Linked DNA regions of Mus musculus: region 1 is linked to region 2. Evidence: chromatin loops called from intact Hi-C (ENCODE). Cell type or tissue: left cerebral cortex. All regions are shown on one strand. Each heading gives the region's core, and the rest is flanking DNA. Links, peaks and the distances in the headings are about the cores only.

Evidence for each region. Hi-C counts contacts between places; a loop is a spot of excess contacts. Peaks named below come from ENCODE experiments on the same cell type or tissue, not always from the same donor. Only the 100,000 strongest peaks of a DNase experiment are listed, where the experiment ranks them.
Region 1: it touches region 2 in a loop (2.4-fold over the local background); 4 of 42 quality-filtered maps call a loop at or near these places.

What each region holds. Positions count from the first base shown.
Region 1 is chr9:62,216,538-62,226,580 of GRCm38, reverse strand. No RefSeq gene overlaps it. Among named protein-coding and RNA genes, the nearest start is that of A730043L09Rik, 23 kb to the left of the region's middle. In left cerebral cortex, for the core only: no CTCF peak of the experiment used is centred there; DNase peaks (open chromatin) are centred at 3,948, 4,347, 5,521 and 5,948; H3K27ac peaks cover 1,910 bases.
Region 2 is chr9:62,126,247-62,136,289 of GRCm38, reverse strand. No RefSeq gene overlaps it. Among named protein-coding and RNA genes, the nearest start is that of Glce, 8.7 kb to the right of the region's middle. In left cerebral cortex, for the core only: no CTCF peak of the experiment used is centred there; DNase peaks (open chromatin) are centred at 3,761 and 4,746.

The DNA.
Region 1 (10,043 bases), core at 1,024-9,023, 91 kb before region 2:
AACAAAGAAAGAGAACTTCAGACCAATTTCCCTTATGAATATTGATGCAAAAATACTCAATAAAATTTTTGCAAACTGAATCCAAGAACACATCAAAACGATCATCTATCATGATCAAGTAGGCTTCATCCCAGGGATGCAGGGATGGTTTAATATATGGAAATCCATCAACATAATCCACTATATAAACAAACTCAAAGACAAAAACCACATGATCATCTTGTTAGATGCTGAGAAAGCATTTGACAAAATCCAACACCCCTTCATGATAAAAGTCTTGGAAAGATCAGGAATTCAAGGCCCATACCTAAACATAATGAAAGCAATATACAGTAAACCAGTAGCCAACATCAAAGTAAATGGAGAGAAACTCGAAGCAATTCCACTAAAATCAGGGACTAGACAAGGCTGCCCACTTTCTCCTTACCTATTCAATATAGTATTTGAAGTCCTAGCCAGAGCAATTCGACAACAAAAGGAGATCAAGGGGATACAAATTGGAAAGGAAGAAGTCAAAATATCACTATTTGCAGATGATATGATAGTATATATAAGTGACCCTAAAAATTCCACCAGAGAACCCCTAAACCTGATAAACAGCTTCAGTGCAGTAGCTGAATATAAAATTAACTCAAACAAATCAATGGCCTTTCTCTACACAAAGGATAAACAGGCTGAGAAAGAAATTAGGGAAACAACACCCTTCACAATAGTCACAAATAATATAAAATACCTTGGTGTGACTCTAAGGAAGTGAAAGATCTGTATGATAAGAACTTCACGTCTCTGAAGAAAGAAATTGAGGAAGATCTCAGAAGATGGAAAGATCTCCCATGCTCATGGATTGGCAGGATTAATATAGTCAAAATGGCTATCCTGCCGAAAGCAATCTACAGATTCAATGCAATCCCCATCAAAATTCCAACTCAATTCTTCACTGAGTTAGAAAGGGCAATTTGAAAATTCATCTGGAATAATAAAAAACCTAGGATAGCAAAAACTATTCTCAACAATAAAAGAACCTCTGGTGGAATCACCATGTCTGACCTTAAGCTGTACTGCAGAGCAATTGTGATAAAAACTGCATGGTACTGGTACAGTGACAGACAGGTAGATCAATGGAATAGAATTGAAGACCCAAAAATGAATACACACACCTATGGTCACTTGATCTTTGACAAGGAAGCTAAAACCATCCAGTGGAAAAATGATAGCATTTTCAACAAATGGTGTTGACACAACTGGCGGTTATCATGTAGAAGAAGGCAAATTGATCCATTCTTATCTCCTTGTACAAAGCTCAAGTCTAAGTGGATCAAAGACCTCCACATAAAACCAGAGACACTGAAATTTATAGATAAGAAAGTGGGGAAAAGTCTCGAAGATATGGGCACAGGGGAAAAATTCCTAAACAGGACAGCAATGGCTTGTACTGCAAGATCAAGAATTTTTTGACAAATGGGACCTCATAAAATTGCAAAGCGTCTGTAAGGCAAAAGACACTGTCAATAAGACAAAAAGGCCACCAACAGATTGGGAAAGGATTTTTACCAATCCTACATCTGATAGGGGACTAATATCTAATATATACAAAGAGTTCAAGAAGCTGGACTCCAGAAATTCAAATAACCCCATTAAAAATGGGGTAATAGCTAAACAAAGAATTCTCAACTGAGAAATACCGAATGGCTGAGAAGCACCTGAAAAACTGTTCAACATCCTTAATCATCAGGGAAATGCAAATCAACAACCCTGAGATTCCACCTTACACCAGTCAGAATGGCTAAGATAAAAAATTCAGGTGACAGCAGATGCTGGCGAGGATGTGGAGAAAGAGGAACACTTCTCCATTGCTGGTGGGATTGCAAGCTTATACAACCACTCTGGAAATCAGTCTGGAGGTTTCTCAGAAAATTGGACATAGTACTACCGGAAGATCCAGCAATACCTCTCCTGGGCATACACCCAGAAGATGTTCCAACTGGTAATAAGGACACATGCTCCACTATGTTCATAGCAGCCCTATTTATAATAGCCTGAAGCTGGAAAAAACCCAGATGTCCCTCAACAGAGGAATGGATACAGAAAATGTGATACATTTACACAATGGAGTACTACTCAGCTATTAAAAACAATGAATTTATGAATTTCTTGGGCAAATGGAGGTATCCGGAGGATATCATCCTGAGTGAGGTAACCCAATCACAAAAGAAGTCACTAGATATGCACTCACTGATAAGTGATATTAGCCCAGAAACTTAGAATACCCAAGATACAACTTGCAAAACACAAGAAAATCAAGAAGGAGGATCAACGGGTGGATACTTCATTCCTCCTTAGAATAGGGAACAAAATACCCATGAAAGGAGTTACAGAGACAAAGTTTGGAGCTATGATGAAAGGATGGACTATCCAGAGACTACTCCACCCGGGGATCCATCCCATAATCAGCCACCAAACCCAGACACTATTGCATATGTCAGCAAGATTTTGCTGAAAGGACCCTGATATAGCTGTTTTGAGTGAGGCTATGCCAGTGCCTGGCAAATATAGAAGTGGATGCTCACAGTCATCTATAGGATGGAACACAGGGCCCCCAATGGAGGAGTTAGAGAAAGTACCCAAGGAGCTGAAGGGATCTGTAACCCTATAGGTAGAACAACAAGATGAACTAACCAGTACCCCCAGAGCTCATGTCTCTAGCTGCATATGTAGCAGAAGATGGCCTAGTCGACCATCACTGGGACGAGAGGCCCCTAGGTTTTGCAAACTTTATAATGCCCCAGTACAGGGGAACGGCAGGGCCAAGAATTGGGAGTGGGTGGGTAGGGGAGCATGGCAGGGGAGGGAATAGGGAACTTGCATTTGAAATGTATATAAAGAAAATATCTAATAAAATAAAATTAAAAAAATAAAAGAAAATAATAATAAAAAAGATATCATCTCTGCTGATCCTGGTTTCTATAGCATTTTGAAGGTGAAGAGACTCCAGTGTTAAGTTAGTAACTGGCTAATGTAGTAGAGCAGTGGAGTTCATCTAACCCTAAATAATGTTTACAAAATGACTAAAGTGCTTAGTCTACAGAGACTGAGGTCCTGGGCTGCGGCTGCAGAGGAGGATGGAGGGCTTGCTTAGCATGCACAAAGCCCTGGGACCCATCCACAGCACTGCATCAACTGACCTAGTGTGGTGGTACATCTATAATCCTAGTACCTCAAGAGTGGGTGACAAAGGCAGGAAGATCAGAAGTTTAAGGTCACCCCAATTACATAGCCAGTTGGAGAACAGCCTGGACTATAGGAGAACCTGCTTCAAAAAAGAACCACAGCAAAAAACTGTGATACCCAAAGGTGAAATTCCTGGCAGGGTATCTTAGCAATGACCTCAATTCCTCAATAGAAACTCTAAAAACTCGGAAGGCATGGAATGATGTATTTCAAATTCAGAAATACAAAGACTACCAGCCCAGATTACTTTGTCAAGCAAAGGCACCCTTCATAAATAAAGGGGGAAAAAACCTTCCCATGATGAACAGAAAGTAAAAGAATCCACTTAGACAATGCTATGGAAGATACGTGAAGGAGCTTGACATATAGAACATATAGAAACATCTATGAGGTCACAGTAAAGCACAAGCTGCCTTAGAGCACTAAATAAGAAAATAGCAAACATAAAACCATCAAAGACGGTTCAACACACACAAATCAATAAATGTGTGCATTGAACTTTGGCCTCTAACGTTCTCCTTGGCTTAAAGAATGCAGCCACACCGACTGCGTTTGGTGGGTGTGACTGATTGACTTTCAGTGAACAGGAGGCCCAGCGGGAGGGCTGCTCAGGAGGGCTTGTTCCTTCCACCGCATGCCGCTCCTTGCTGGCGTCTCACACCACAGTCGTCTGGTTTTGAGCAATCTGTTCCTGGAAAGCAGAGGGAAGGAACAGATTGACTCATAGCCTGTGTGTGGCCAAGCGATTTATTTTTAATGTGACTAAACAAGACACACACCTGCCTATGGAAACACAGTCACATTGATGCATTGATGCATCGGGGACTCAGATGGCCATTCAGGCAAGGAAAAGACTGAGGAGGCAGAAAAGAAGTGGGCTAAAGAGAGAGGAGGAATGGGAGAACAGACAAAGAAAGAAGAGAACAGAAGAGAGGAGGGAGGAAGGGGAGGTGGGGGAGGGAGAGAAGAGAAGAGGGGAGGAGAAGAGAGAGAAGATATAGTCTGGGCTAGCTCCTAACAGATGAGTAGCATCGCAAGTGCCCCATATGCCCTTGACTTACCCTTACTGGTACTTAAAATCTCATACTTAGACTGCCTCACCTGTGACTTCACCACAGGCAGCACGCCCCACCCACACAGTGCCAAAGCAGTGGGAGATGCAGATCACTAGACTCCACCCACCATATACACCTCAGCAGGAAAGTACTTGGGAAATAGTTTATGAAGTTGTTTTTCTTTCCTTTTCTTTTCTCTTCTTTTCTTTTTCCTTTAGAGGCATGGAAGCATAAAAGCAAAGTTGATGAGAGCCACTAGCAGCAGGGAAAGGCACAGAGGCACTGTGAAGATAGCTTATTGCTAAGAGCTTGCTTTAGCATGAGGACCTGAATTTAATCCCCAGCAACCAGATGAAAAGGTCAGCCAAGCCGGCACATGCTGATGATGCCAGCAGTGGGAGGCCGGCACAGGTAAAATCCTGAGGTCAGCCAGCCTAGCCTACTTGGAGAAAATCTGTCTCAAACAAACAAACAAACAAACCAAAATCAGCCAACCAACCAAACCAAACCAACCCAACCCAAAACCCTCAAGGTGAATGGCTTCTGAGGATATACCACACACACACACACACACACACACACACACACACACACACACACACACATTCAGGCAGAGAGAAATATACATGCTTTTGACACTCTTCTTCACAATTTTCCTGTTACCACCCGCATCTAAGTATGTGGCACAGGCCATGTGGGTACCACTGTTAACACACAGACCTGGAGTCACATTATAGAGTTGCCGTTCTACAGAGAGGGGATGGATTTCCAGGGGTGTGTACTCTCAACCCTATTTCAGTCAGGTCTCTCAAAGATCTACTGCCCCAGCACAATGTCTGGCATGTAATAAACCCCAGTTGACATACGAAATGGCTGGGAGGAGACATGAGTGTACATGGTCTCACTCCAACCTGCTCCGAAATATTCCACCCACTTCTCTCCAGAGCAGCCTAGGAAACCCGTGGCTTTGGGAAGCTAAGTGCCCCCCTCCCCCACCCCCACCCCCACCCCCCAGCCCAGTTCTCCCCTCTGCTCCCTGAGTTAGAACCACTCTGCTAGTATCTGCATGAGCTGGCAACCAGATCAATCCCCTCCGTATGCTGCCCTTCCTTCCAATGCGCCCTCTCCTTGGTGAAGCTGGGATGCTCCTGAAGGTAAGTGTGACCCGCCCCCGCTGCGGTCTCCTGGTTGGGTTCACAGCTGGAGGCATTCATTCTCCATAGCAACAGCCCATCTTGGTGTCTTCTGGTAATTTTTTCTTTTCTTTTAGCGATTTCATTTCGAGCTCCTCAGCCTGCTTCAGTAGTGTTACAAAAAGAAAAAAACAAAAATGATTATAAAGTCCTCAGCCCATCGGACAGAAAGATCCAGGATGTGCGAGAAGAAATGGATATTCAATCATGGTGGTGAAGCCCCATTACAAGTCTCTACAAGAATTGTCTACAGACACATGTGTGGTATTCCACTGGTCTCCCTAAAAGAACATAGAAAGAAGCAACCCTCCCCAACCGTAACTAACAACCAGCACCCACTGGCCAGATATGTGAGGAAGAGGTTGCCCTGTCCTGGTCAAATCTCAGTAGGGGCAGTGCTCCATAAAGAAGCTTAAGTGCACCCATGTGAAAAGCGCTGCGTGGGAAGCCACCCAGGCAGGCAGCTCCCAGATCCCCAGCTGCCAAAATTTATGAGCAATTGTAGTATAAATTATATCAGTAAGTTGCCACGTGATGTCTGCAGGCGTTGAAAGCATACTCTGGGGGTGAGGAAGGCCCTCTTCTCAGACCCAAGTGTGTTTGTGTCAAAGGCTCCTTCAAGACCCCTCATCTGGAATAGGCTGGGCCCTGGCTCTGTGACAAGGACAAAAGAGAAGGGCAAAGCAGCCAGAGAGTGTAGAAACACTGTGTGTGTCTCTGAGAACAGCGAGAAGGAGAGCCACTTCCAGCAGAGGTTACTTACTGCTTGTCCCACAGCATAGCAATGTCTGCAGTGAGGGGCTGCGTGGATGGCTCAACGGTTAAGAGTATGCACAGCTCTTCCAGAGGGTTGGAGTCCAGTTCTCAACACCCATAGCAGACTGCTTACAAATGTTAGCATTCAGTCTGATCTCCACCCCATAGCTACCTGGCAACAGCCAGGTAGGCCTGGCCCATTATAAAAGGGGCTGCTTGCCCCCTCCTCTATCGCTCTTACTATTGCTTCCCTCTTGCTTCTCTCTTGCCCTCTTGGGCTCTTCCTTTCCCCCTCTCTCCACATGCTCATGGCCATGGCCTGCCTCTACTTCTCTACTCTCTCCCTCTTTCTGCCTTTCTCTGCCTCTACTACTCTCTTAACTCCCCTCCCTATGCCCTGAATAAACTCTATTCTATCCTATACCATCTGTGGCTGGTCCCTCAGGGGGAAGGGATGCCCATAGAGACATTCCCTTCCCCATACCTCACCACACCTTAGAACATATCTTAGACCTCTCTATCTTTTTAATAAACACATCAACAACCACCTGTAACTCCAGCTCTTAGGGATTCAGAGATCTCTTCTGGCCCCTAAGAGCACCTCACTTACAAGCACATGTGCCCCCATTCCCACTCAATGGGAACAGGAAGCAAATGCTCATCTATGGAGAGAAAGCTCTCTCTTACACGGCTCTGTAAGGAGCCCACGCAGCCCCGGGCTTCCGGCTGATTTCTGTTGGATGCTGTATGCATCCGGCTTGATGATGTTTTGCTGACTCTGATACATGGTGTCCTTTTACTCTTGCTTACTGCTTGATAAACTTGCTCATTCTCTGGACAGAACAGCAATATCTAGTATGGCTACGGAGCAATAGATAAATAAGAGAATAGTTAGGAATGGTTATTAGCTCAGCTGGTAGAGTGTTTACCCAGCATACATGAAGTCCAGGGTTTGATCCCCAGCACCATAAAAAAAAAAAATGGCCTTGGTGATGCTTGTAATCCCAGCACGTGAGACAGTAGGACTAGAAGTTCAAGGTCATCCTCAGCTATATGAGATCCTGTGTCAAATAAGCTATTTTTAAAAGGCAATAACTGGGGCAGCCGAGGAGGTTCAGAAGGGAAAGATGCTGGCCACCAAGCCTGGTGGTCATCATCAGGTCCCCATGATCGGGCCCGTAGATTGTCCTCTGGCTGCCACACAGATGCATTGGCAAGTACCCGGCCCTCACAATAAATAAGTACATGGAAAAATAACTTAATTAAGCCAGGCATGGTGGTACATGCCTTTAATCCTAGCACTTGGGAGGCAGAGACAGGTGGATCTCTATGAACTCAAGGCCAGCCTGGTCTACAAAGTGAGGACCAGGTCTGCCAGGGCTGTTACACAGAGAAACCCTGACTTAAAAATCCAAAACAAAATAAAATAAATTTAAAAACCTTTATTAAATCAATTTTTAAAAAGACAGTAGCTATAGGAAGATTAGAAATGGCTCAGAGGTTAAGAGCACTGTTGCTTCTGCAGAGGCCCGGGGTTCAATTCCCTGTACCAACTTGGTGGTTCATAACCATCTGTAACTTCATTTCTCCAACACCCTCTTCTGACTTCCTTGGGCTCCAAGCACACATACAGTATACCTAGGCATGCAAGCAAAACCACACATACACATAAAGTAAAATGAGATCTTTAAACAAACAAATATACATACAAACAAACAGAAAGACGGTAGTCATTGCTTCTAATAGCACCCATCCCCAAGAAATATTACTCATGGAAGATTAAATAAGCCACAATAAACTCACAGTTTCTCAATACTGCAGAACATCAGACATGGTAGAAAGCTCAAGACATACGTCAAGTAGCAATACTTATAGTCCCAATTACAGAAAACACAAAAAGTTATGTTCAGGCATACATATATCTCATATATGCAACATACCCACATTTGTATCTATACAAACTTATCTATTGGCTTATGTGCAAGTGGGGTTTGCCCACAGAGGAGCCAGGGTGCCGAAACAGGTACTGGCAATGCTGAGAGAGACTGGTGACTGGTGACTTCCAATCTGATATGTTAAATAGGCACCTCAGTTAGCCATTTGTCCTATCACCAGCTTCCCATGGAAAAGCTATACGGAGAAGTTCAACAACTTATTTCCTTTGTTGAGACACGGTCACATGCAGCCTAGATTGGTCTCAAGCTCACTGTGTATCCAGAAATGACTTTGGACTTCTGATCCTCCTGCCCCCTGTTTAGGGCTCCCTGATGCTAAGCAAGCACTCTACCAACTGAGCTAATCTGGCTTAAGCAGCTCACCAAATCTGGCTCAAACTCTTTGAGATCATTGAGGAGCTGACACATAGAGACTTTTAAGGACTCATACATTTTCCATGTGTGTAATTTGATAATGAAATTCTCTCTACCAAAGACTGAATTTTTACCTTATGAAAGTTCTAATTAATTAATTAATTTCCTTCTCTTTCTTTCTCTCTATTTCTTCCTTCCTTCCTTCCTTCCTTTCTTCTTCTACTTCTTTGACAAAGTCTCATTTTGTGGCTCTGGCTGGCCTGGACTGTCTGAGCTTAAACTCACAGAGATCCACCTGCTTCTGCCTTCTGAGGCTATGGAAATATCTGAGTGACACATTTTGTCCTTTTCTTCTTCTTTTTTTGTTTTTTTTTGTTTTTTGTTTTTTTTTTTTTTCGAGACAGGGTTTCTCTGTATAGCCCTGGCTGTCCTGGAGCTCACTTTGTAGACCAGGCTGGCCTCGAACTCAGAAATCCGCCTGCCTCTGCCTCCCGAGTGCTGGGATTAAAGGCGTGCACCACCACGCCCAGCCATTTTGTCCTTTTCTTGTGGCCTTCTACCCACTTATTAGCCAGCAAGGTCAATAAAGCCAGTGGGTCCTCCTTATTACTGTCCCATGCCCAGACTTGTCTCTTGTCTCTAGGTACCAACCCTACCCACTTCTTTTTAGGTCTTCTGTGGCCCAGCCCTCCCTCCCCAATACTGGGAGGCTTGTCCTGATTTCTCGCCATTGGTCTTTACTCCCATAGGACCCTCCCCGTTCTCCATTCCAGTTTCCAGTCCACAAGGGTCATGAGAGTACAGACTCAAGGCTCAGAGCTGATTCCTGTTCTGCAGTAGAAGGGTGTACTCATTTCTGCTCTGACTTTTTCTCTGTGCCGAGATCTCAGAAGGCAGAGAGACTCCTTGTCTGTTTTGCTTCACAATTTTATCTTCAGAGCTTGGCTCCGGGAGCAACACACCACGGTGCTCAAAGGCAGTGCATCAATATTTGAAATTAGCCAATTATCCTCAGCAAACCAGATAGCACTGAAGAAAGGCAGGGAATTCATTCCATCACAGGGTTCAGCCTGGCAAGCTTATTGAGCGCCTTGTGTGCTCTACACAGGTGACTCTCCATCCATGCCAACTTCTGTGTTAAAATGAACCTGGCCCCCACCTAACTTTGCTGGCCCCCTAAAGGAAACCAATTACCGAGCCCTTTCCCTGGGTGTCTGTGATCACCATAGAAATATCACCAGTAGCCATTGCCGGCAGGATTAGCTCTGCAAAGAGTTTTAAAGTTTAGCTGGAAAGCCTCTGCAAATGTCAACAGCACCACTCCGTCTCCTGCAAACCAGTGTTCCAATCAGCAGGACCGCCTTTTCCAGCTCATGGAGCAATGACATTTTAAAAAGTCCCCACATAATCGTTTCTCTGGAAGAAAAATACCAAAAGGCAGAGAAGAGGCAACAGCGATCACAGCCTCCAACTGCACACAGCCCGAAGTACTTACTGCCTCT
Region 2 (10,043 bases), core at 1,261-9,260:
ATCTATGAACTCATCAGAACTGCTTCTTGTCTCCTTGAAGTCTCCCTGATCCGGTACTAAGTGGCAGCTGGCTGGTCACTAAACTCAGTGGCTCCTCTCAACTCTTCTCCCCGAAGCCTCTCCCTACTTGTCTTGTCCAAGGTCTCTTGATTCCTGTTTTATATATTGAGCTCTGATTTCCTGGTCTCCATTGTGTTGCTTGGATTAGCTCCCAAGCTTACTCTCCTCTGCCTGTACTCACCAAGTCTTCTTGGAGTGTGTGATTATCCAGTCATTCCTAGAGTATGATGGCCTCACAGGACTGACATATTCTATGACCTTCATTCTTTGTTCCCCTGACATTAGCCCCTAGGCAGGGAAGGTCCTGTCTCATTTCCCTACCACCAAACCTGTCCTGTGGTCCAAGTCACCAAGCACATTATGTCCTATCCTTTGGCTTGAACCTCTGTCTTAGCTGATTCCTTTCTATGTGTTCTGTTTGGAAAAATAAGGTCCTGCTTACCTCACTATACAAACTATGTTCCCCAGGGACTGGAGTCCAGTGGGAGCTCCAATCCCTGAATCCCAAAGCCTTGGCCATTTTTGGCCCAGGTCAGGCTATGGCTGCTAATACCGCATCCATGGCCTTAACTTCTAATTTGGGCTCTGAGTTCTTGACCTGTCCATCTCTGGTCACAGTACTTTGTCTTTCTGCAAGGACTATCTGTTGCTAGGTTTGCCTAGCAACCTGCTGCATCTCACTGATGGATACCAGGACAATCTTATATTCCAGCAGCTGAATTAATAGTGAGGTCATCATTTACTTCAGGTCAACAGTTTACCACATTGTGATAGAAGGACCAACTAGCCACCCCCTCATCTTCTAGGACCTTGGGATCCTTAACTGTTTCTGTACATCCAGATGGCCAGTAGGTCAGGCAGGCGATGGATGACTGGGACAGCAGCGGATACCTCAGGAGATCTTAGGGGCTGAGATGAGAGACCTTAATTATTCCCAGAGCTGCTAACTATGTTTCCTAGTAAAACGTGGCACATCCCATAATGATCAGCCCACAGAACTCTGATGTGAAGCAGCATTTACTGCCTCTGCTCTCATCACTGGCTTGAACCAAGCCAAGCCTACCCTAAGCAATGCAGTCTTCTGAATTCCACAGGGGAATACGATGGTGAGAGGTAGGCACAGCTTTGCCCCTGGCACATAGAGGAGGCATCTTTTGTCTAAGGGCCCGAACCTCCCAGTCCAGCAAGCCTTCCACCTGGGTTTTAGTCTGTCTAGTCCAGAAAGGTTCAAACACTGGAGAAGACATCTTAGAAAATGTAGCAAGGGATATGGACCTGGGCTTTTGTCTCCTCAACTGATACCTGAGCAGGAGATGAGTTCCGGAAGGAAGGTCACTTAGGAGTCCTTCAAGTCCTGTATAATTTTACAAATTTTACGGGCTCTTTCTGATGAGTGACCGGCTTTTATGTCTTTCTAGAAATGTTTTTCTCTCCCCTCCTGGAGACATGTTCAGAGAGGAGATACCCAAATGATAGATGCTCTCCAAATATCTAGATGCAAGAGAAAAAAATCTATATGAGGAAAACTTTAGAGCGCACAATGCATGTCCCCATGGAAACAATCTTTAGAACACACTAGAGAGGCAGAATCATTGTTAAAGTGGGCCTTATTCTGCAGGTATCTTATCACAAAATTCAACTTTAGACCCTTCAGTCATGAAACCTTTAAATGCTAGGGTTGTCATGAGCACATAGCCCGTGCTGGTTCTCAGGGAGGCGTCCTCATACTCACTTAGCATTCCTTAATGAGGGTGACACTTTCATTAAGCAGTTTACTGTTTCCCCCAGTGATTAATTCAGAATCAGTGAGAGGTAAGGTTAACATTAACCTATTAACCCGCAATTTTACTAAATTATTCCACAAGTTATTATTATTATTATTATTATTATTCTGCCTGAGTGTTGGAAGAATACAGAAGAGGGACATTTTAGTCAAAATGTGCACCAGAAGAGAGAGAGAGAGAGAGGCCTGTCTTTTATATGGTGTGGAAAGAAAAAGACAAGCTGATCTTCTTTATATAAAAGCAGTCTTTCTTCCTTTTCTGTCCTAATACATGTGAAAAGATTCCTCCGATGCAGACACACTCAGTCAGTGGCAATGATTCATTGTGGCTGTTTAAACCAAACCTCTGAGGACTGCTGCGTTAGTTACTTTTCTGTGGCTGTAATAAAACACCATGACTATAAGCAAGTTAAGGAAGAAAGGGTTTATTTTAGCTTATGGTTCCGGAATGATGAATTCCATTATGTTAGGGAGGGCATAGCAGAGGAAGCTGGCTGATCACATTTTCTTCCTTTACAAACAGAAAGGGAGAGAGAAGGGGCAAGGTGCAGTGTTCGTACTACCCTGCTTTAAGCTCTGGGCAGACTGAGCTACCAGCCACCGCCCTGGTTCCCTTGGATCTGCGGATAAAAGACACACACACACACACACACACACACACACACACACACACACACACACACACACACGGGGCTCATTTTTAACCTGCCTTCTGGCTCAGCGACTGGGCTTCTCTAAACCTTCCGCAGCTAGCGTGCTTTTTCCTTTATTCCTGGTTCAACACTCTAAATCTACCCTTAGCTTAGTTGCCCAGTTACCTCTCCTTGCTCAACACCTTACATCTGCCCTCAGCTTAGTTGTGTTTCTAATCTCCCAATTGGGGAAGGGGTCACATGGCTGGAGACTCTCTCTCCCTCTGAAGCATGGTGAATACCCTTTCTTCTTCCTGTGTCTCCTGTCCTGCTTGTGGGGGACCTGGAAGTCCCGCCTCTTCCACCCAACCATTAGCTTGTGGCATCTTTATTGATTGATCAAGAACCAATTGGGGAACAAGATCTTCAGTGTTCACACAGCAAGGCTATATAGAGCCATTCCCAGCGGCATACTTTCTTTAGAAGGCTTCATCACCTAAAGTTTATATAACCTCCTTAAGCATCACTGGGAACTGGGGAAAGTGTTCAAATACATAAACCTACTGGGGACATTTCTAATTCAAACCACCACAGTTGCTAATAGACAGTTTGTCCCAAAGGTTTCTAAAAGTATGTCAGAAAATGGCAATGACTCTTTCAAGTGAGTTCTCAGTGACAGGGTCACCAGAGTCTGGATGCTGGCCTTGAACCCTGGAGTGTCTGCCCAGAGTCTTTTAGGATTCTCACAATGCCTGTCTATTCTCAGGTTCCGGCCTTCATGGAAAAAAGCTGTGTGCCATCTGATCCTGTGTTTGGGGAATCAGGAACTCTGAGATATATACCTTGAAGTCCAAAAAGTGCCTGCATCCCTTTCCATGAACTTCATATGAGACAGAAGAGCACGTACAGACAAACAGGAGCATCCTCCCAAGCACTTCATCTCTAGATGCTATGCACTGGGTAATAGTACGTCCATGTCATGTGAATGGGTACCACACAGCATTGTTCAGGGAGTGAGAGCAAGAGCAAACAGTCTATTTATGTTCAGTATGAACTCAAATTTCTTCCATATGTTTTTGATGCATGGATGATTGTGTCCATGGATGTAAAATCAGGATGCAGAGAGCTAGAGAGCTCATTATACTTGATGATGTATATGGGCTCAGGGAGAAGAAAGCCAATTTTTTTTAAAAACCTGAAACACAAGCCAAGCCTCTTTCTTTCTTGATTTCATTTCTTTCTGCAAATCCCTGCCAAGCATGTACTAGGCACTAGGCATTCTCTCCAGTGCCAGAAGTGTTCCCACTGTATGCCTCCTACCCATCTCTAGGGTTTCCCCTTGCTCCTGCCTTAGGCACCAGATCCTCCCCCCAACCTCCATCTATTGCTCTGTGATCTGCACACCTGTGTTAGATGGCAGTTTCCTCAGAAAAGAGCCTTTCCCTCTAGGGGGGAGGGAGAGGCTCTGGAGATTTAAGAAGTAGACAGAAGGTCACAAGTCTGGAAAAGTGTAAATTCTCAGAGGCCCTTCCCCAGCTTTACAAAAGGAATAAGGCAGCTGAGAGAAGACTGTGGCCAACAGGGCTGCAGAACGATTTAGCCTGCAAGCCGTGCAGAGAACTCCAGGCTTGGAACTTTGGGGAGTCCTCACTCGTGTTTCTTGTGGTGCAGCTGCTTTGAATTATCTCCATTCACCCATACCCTTCATAATAACCCGAATGCAAACTCATTGGTTTTCCAAGTTAGACTTCAGTGCAATCATTAACTGTGGTCTGTGATGGGTTCCCTATCTAGGGTTCCCACATGTACATATGTGCATGTGTGTGTGTGTATTGTCTCCCCAGGAAAAGTCGGTGTCATATAACAATCTATTCTCAAGAAAGTTCATGAGTTGTTTGTACCTTGGTGCACATGTGAGTGGCCACATGGCTCTTCTTAGAAGAATTAGCATTTTCTATCTTGTGTTTACTGTTGCATCAAATGACTGCAGTCATCAATCTGCAGAGGAGATAGTTTCAAAGACTTCCCACATAATCTTTACCTCCAACCATCTGTTGGGTATTGAGCACCCACTTACACTATAAATGAGATTGGCCCCTTGTTGGCTTCTTCTTGTGTGTGATCAAAACAACAAATGGAATTGAAGGACCTCAACTACAACATGTAAGCATTGCTCTTAGACTGACAACACAGAGAAGCTGACAACCTGCTGCCTCCTACCGAAGTCTTCTGACGTGTTTTTCATCTCTGGAGAAAAGCCACACTGGAATTTTCCACACCTCTGATGAAGCATCATCTAATCTTAGCACGTGCTTCTGAGTGAATTACCCGTCAAACCCCCCTCCACCATATTTAACTCCCATCCTGCCTCAGACCTACCCTAGCTGTCATTTCTGCTGGGACACTCTCTCTGATCCGAAAACACCCATGGGATTGGGATAGGTACCCTGGCCCAAGATTTCGTAGTACTCAGTAATTCTCATAGTATGTATCATGGTTGGGTTTCATTATTTTTGTGTGTGTGGAAGTATGCCTCAATGATATCAGTCTTTGCTCATTCGTCAAACTCCCATATGAGTGCTGGGCTCAAAGTAAAACATCTGTGGAATGTGTACATGACCGATCTTGAGGGTTATGTTCCTAAGATATTCAGTCATTAAATCTGAACATTGAGAGTTCTGTGTCTACTGAAATGCTGAGTACTGGGCCTTGCTGAGGGGTCACCTACTGCTGATGTCACACATCTCAGGAGGAATCTGTGCTTGGATTCTGCCCTCATTGACTCATTCCTGGGAGGTCCCCCACTTCAGGCCAACTTGTGAGATCATACTGGCTATTCTTCCCTGGGTCCTTGGTTGACCAGGTCACTCTCAGCCTTTAAAGCCTCTGGTGGCTTGAACTTGGCTTTGAACCAAGCTCCGACAGCGACTGACCTTCGAATCTGTGTGCAATCTGATCTTGACCTGCATTTCAGTATTTATTATTCTTCACAGAGTTGTTTGTCCTTTTTCGCGGTCTTGAGGCTTTTGTCTGTATTGTTTATTCCAACTAGAAGCACCCACACCCATACCTTTCTGTGTATCAAACTTCCACCCATCTCAAGAGCTACCTGGTTTCTCTCTATAATAGTCCTGTACCACCACTGTTAGGACTCTTTCAGACAGTGATCTCCAGTTGGCTTAAGATAAAAACAAAAGACTGGGATGTAGCTCGGTCATAGAGCTCTTGCCAAACATCCATAAAGCCCTGGGTCTGAACCCCAGTACCCCATAAATTAGATATGGTGATGTAAACCTGTAACCCCAGCACTTCAGAGGCAAACGAAGGAAGACCAGGAGTTCATGGTCAACTTGACTATATAAAAGGTACTATATGTGTGACTCTCAGTCATGTGCCCCCGCCCCTGCCAAGGTTGAAATTCCCTTTCTGTTTCTTCCAATAGCAGTATCCTGATCATCTGCTGGGAAATCACTCTTTCATGAAGTCTGTGGGTCTAGACCCACAGGTTTCAGGAGTGGAAGGTTTGGCTGCCTATGGGAAAGCCTTCTCTCTGTTCTTTTCTTCTGCAGCAACTGTGTTGATTTTGTTGTGGTTTTGTTTTCTCTCCCTTCCCCCATTCTTCATGATGCCCTACCCTTATGTATTTGCAATTTATATTTGACAATGAGGTATTGAAGAAAGGGTGGAAAGCAAAGATTTTTTTTCTAAGATCTTGTGGTTCAAAGAATTAACTTTTGTCCTCATTGCTAAAGGTAGTAGGATGTTGTAGGGAATAAAAAAAGGGGGGGGTCCCGGGGAGCCCTGGAGAAAAGTGGAGAAGGAAAAGGGGCCCATGTCCCGCCAGAGTTCCTGTGCTCTGAGCAGGCGGACGCAGGCAGAGCTGCCAGTGCTTTCTACATGCTCCGGGTGAGCATCTAAGGCTGACCCCACTCGGAGGGGGGAGTGGGGGGTGGAGAAGGGGCAGCCTCTGACCGGTGACCCTGGAGCTACCTTGCTAAAGCCTGGAATTGTAGGAGAGAGGGAATAGGGAAAGAAGTTCCCAACACTGACCAGAGTGTGTAGTGCGTCTTCGTGGAGCAGAGACTCTCTATGGTTTAAGAGCTTTATTATAGAAATGCAGGGGAAAGAGAGAGAGAGAGAGAGAGAGAGAGAGAGAGAGAGAGAGAGAGAGAGAGAGAGAGGAGAGAAGAGAGGAGAAGACAAAGAGAAAGGGAAGAGGAGAGAGAAGTGAGAGAAGTGAGAGGTAAACAAAAAGAGTAAGAGAGTGAGTGAGGTGGAGGCTGAGCACCCCTTTTTATGGTCTTCACTGTTGCTAGGTAACTGGGGAGGAGTTTAGCCTGAAGGTCAGAAGCTTGGGCCATTGCTTACATGACTATTGACCATGCTTTTCTTGTCGGGGCTGTGGGGCCAGAGTTCCAGGAGCATGAGGGAATGCCTACCGTGTCATGTAGGTGAATTATGACCATCAGGGTTCAGACCTCAGCTCGACTGGAGACCAACCTGCAATTCCCCACAGGATGTCTACCACACACTTGAGTCATGGAGATCTATTCAGATGCATTTTCCTAGCTCTAAGTTAATGATTATTTTGTAAATGGTCTATGTGTATGGCCTATCTATATGTCTCTTGTATGTGTAAAATGCAGTTTATTGTGCAAATGTATAACTTGGCTGAATGGTTTTCTTTTTATATGGATTTTCTGCTTAAGATTAGATCTATCATGGAGGGAGCAGTTCATGCTGAAGTACGTGTTTGTTGAAAGGACAACTTTGTGGACTCTTTGGCTCCTTTCACCATGCAGGTCCTGGGGATTGAACTTGGGTCATTAGGCCTGATAGCAAGCTTTGACATGCTAAGCCATCCTGCCTCATTTTTAATTAGGTAGAGAAACTAATTCTTACTGAATTTTAATTCATCATATGTTAATTCAGAGACATAATATCATATTCAGAAACCATTTCAATCTTCTTGCTGTCAAATGAGGACTGTTCTTGTGTGAACACTTCGTGTCCTCAAAATGTCACTTTTCTTTTAATAGGGGCCCTATAGAGATAGAGCTCTCAACTTCTCGTTCTGGGATAATCCGGATGGGTAAGAGGATGTTTTCCCCCTCTGTATTCAAGAGCCATGTATTTTCCACAAGATTGGCTGAAAGTGGTGGGTTTGTGGTATGATCTAAGTGTTTGGGAGAAAACAGTTGCCCTACTGCTGAAGAGCTGCTATTAACTGCTCTGAATGGCTCCACGCTTGCTGTCTCTCCAATTGCTGGAATGCTCGTCTCGGCCTGGATTGTAAAGCATCAGAATCATTGTTTCCATCAAGAAAGGGTTTCTTCTACTTTCTGTGGGCGTAGAGACCCTTGCATTTTATATGCAGTGAGCTGTGGCTGCTGCTCTGTTGTTCTTGCTTTTCAGGTGTCTGGTGCTGTGGGAAGGTAGATTTCCATGCAGGGATAGGAACGGATTGATCTACTCTTAACAACTACTGTCACTACCAATTTGCTGCATAATAAATGCTCTGGAATGAGGAGTTTTCAAACCACAGACATGTATTATCTCACATGGTCTATGTGGAGCTAGGAGGGACTTTCCCTAGGTGGTCCTGACTCATCTCTTATGAGGTTAGGCCAAGCTGCAGTCTCCTGTGATGGTTAATCTTGATTGTCTACAAATTGGAATCAACTAAAGAACTCACAGATGAGCACGTATGTAAAGTATTTTCTTGACTGGATTTTTTTTTTTCTTTCAAGGCAGGGTCTCACTATGGTCTATCATGTGTAGAGCAGGGTAGCCTCATACTCCCAACCATCTGCCTGCTTTTGCCTACTGGGCACTGGGGTTACAGGTGTGTGCCACTATGACTGGCTTTTGATTGCATCATTTGTGGTGGGAAGATGCACCCTAATCCTGGGCCACACCTTCTGGTAGCAGCTCACATAAAAGTGCCTGGGAGGAGAGAGCTCTTGCTCTTGCCTGTTTGCCCACAGTCTTGATTGCAAGATCATCTATCTTGTTCCTGAGGTGTTTGGTTTTTGGTATTATTAGAGTCCATTGGGTGGGGGGTGTAGAATTCTAACAAAGTCTGAAGATTGGCTGAGTTTATTGGTATATCCAGCCTCATGTACCAAACAACTACCGGATTCTTGGCCTTTTGATCAGGATGGTCCACTGTTGGGCTAACCAGACCATAGCCAGTAAGCCATTCTAATAAATCCCATATATGGGATTCATTAGAGATATGTATATGTACACATAGTATCTATCTATCTATCTATCTATCTATCTATCTATCTATCTATCTATCTATCTATCTATCTATTGCATATCAGTTCTCTTCCTCTAGAAAGGCTGATTAGTACATCACCTTAAGGTTCCATGTTGTGGGGCTAAGCTGGGATCACCAAGATAGGTCACTCACATAGGGGTTACCTGGGGGTCAAGTCTATAGCTATGTACACCCCTGTTTGAAGGTCCTCAAGCAGTTGGTTTCCATGAGTGTGTGAGGAAAAGAGAGCTAGAAGCTGCAATGCCTTTAAGAGCAGGGTCCCAGCTCTCGTTGCTGCCATACTGTTCGTTAGGAGTGAGTCAGTAGGTGTCCCTCATGCTTCTGAGAAGGGCAATAAGCTCCAGGTCTTGAATCATTTGTGAACCTTTGTAAGTCCTCACGAGGCTGTTGGTATTTCCCCCCTTTGTGGTTTATCTTCAACAAACAATCACACAAACTGCAACAACAAAACAAAGTCAAAGGTGGACTCAGGGGTCAGTAAGTGGACAGACGAATATCATGGCCATTCATACAGAATTCCAGCCTTCCAACCTAACCAAATAGGTACTCTCTAAAACTTTAAAGGAGTAGAAGTTGGGTCCAAGAGCTGGATTTCTTCCAACTCAAATAAAACAAAAAACAACAACTTCTTTGTTTTATTTTGTGCTTATGAGTGTTTTGCTTGCACATATGTGTGCACCATATGCAAGCAGTGGCCACAGAAGCCAGAAGATCACATTGTATCCCATAGAACTGCAGTAGGTTACAAGCCTTCACGCGGGTGCTAGGAACTGAACCCAGGTCCTTTGCAAGAAGAGCAAGTGCTCATTACAGGTGAGCCATCTCTTCTTCCAGCTTTTTGAGGAATACTGTCTTCTGTGGTCTTTGTGAAGATGAGGTTAGCCAGGAGGTAACTCTTGCCAGGGTTTGCTCGGGTGGGATACCAGTAAAGCACCCATGCCAACAGGGATAGAACTGTTCAGTTGTAGCCACTCAGACTAATAGGTCAGAATGCAGGCTGCAGATGGTACAACCTCAGGAAGAAACTGGCTGGTTCTCTTCTACTGCTGGTTGGCAAACACCAGTCACAGATGGTGGTGGGAAGGCTATGAGCAGACCCTAGTGCCAGGATCAAGCAAGTCCCGAAGCCACCTGCTAAAATCACCCTCAACACCACTGCCGAGTGGCAGAACCCTTGAGTGGAATTCTATGCTTTGATCTCTAAAACAGAGACCAAGGTGGCTCTGGTCCTGCTGTGGCTCTAAGAGCAAAACACAAGGAAGGACGTGCTTGGTACCAGATG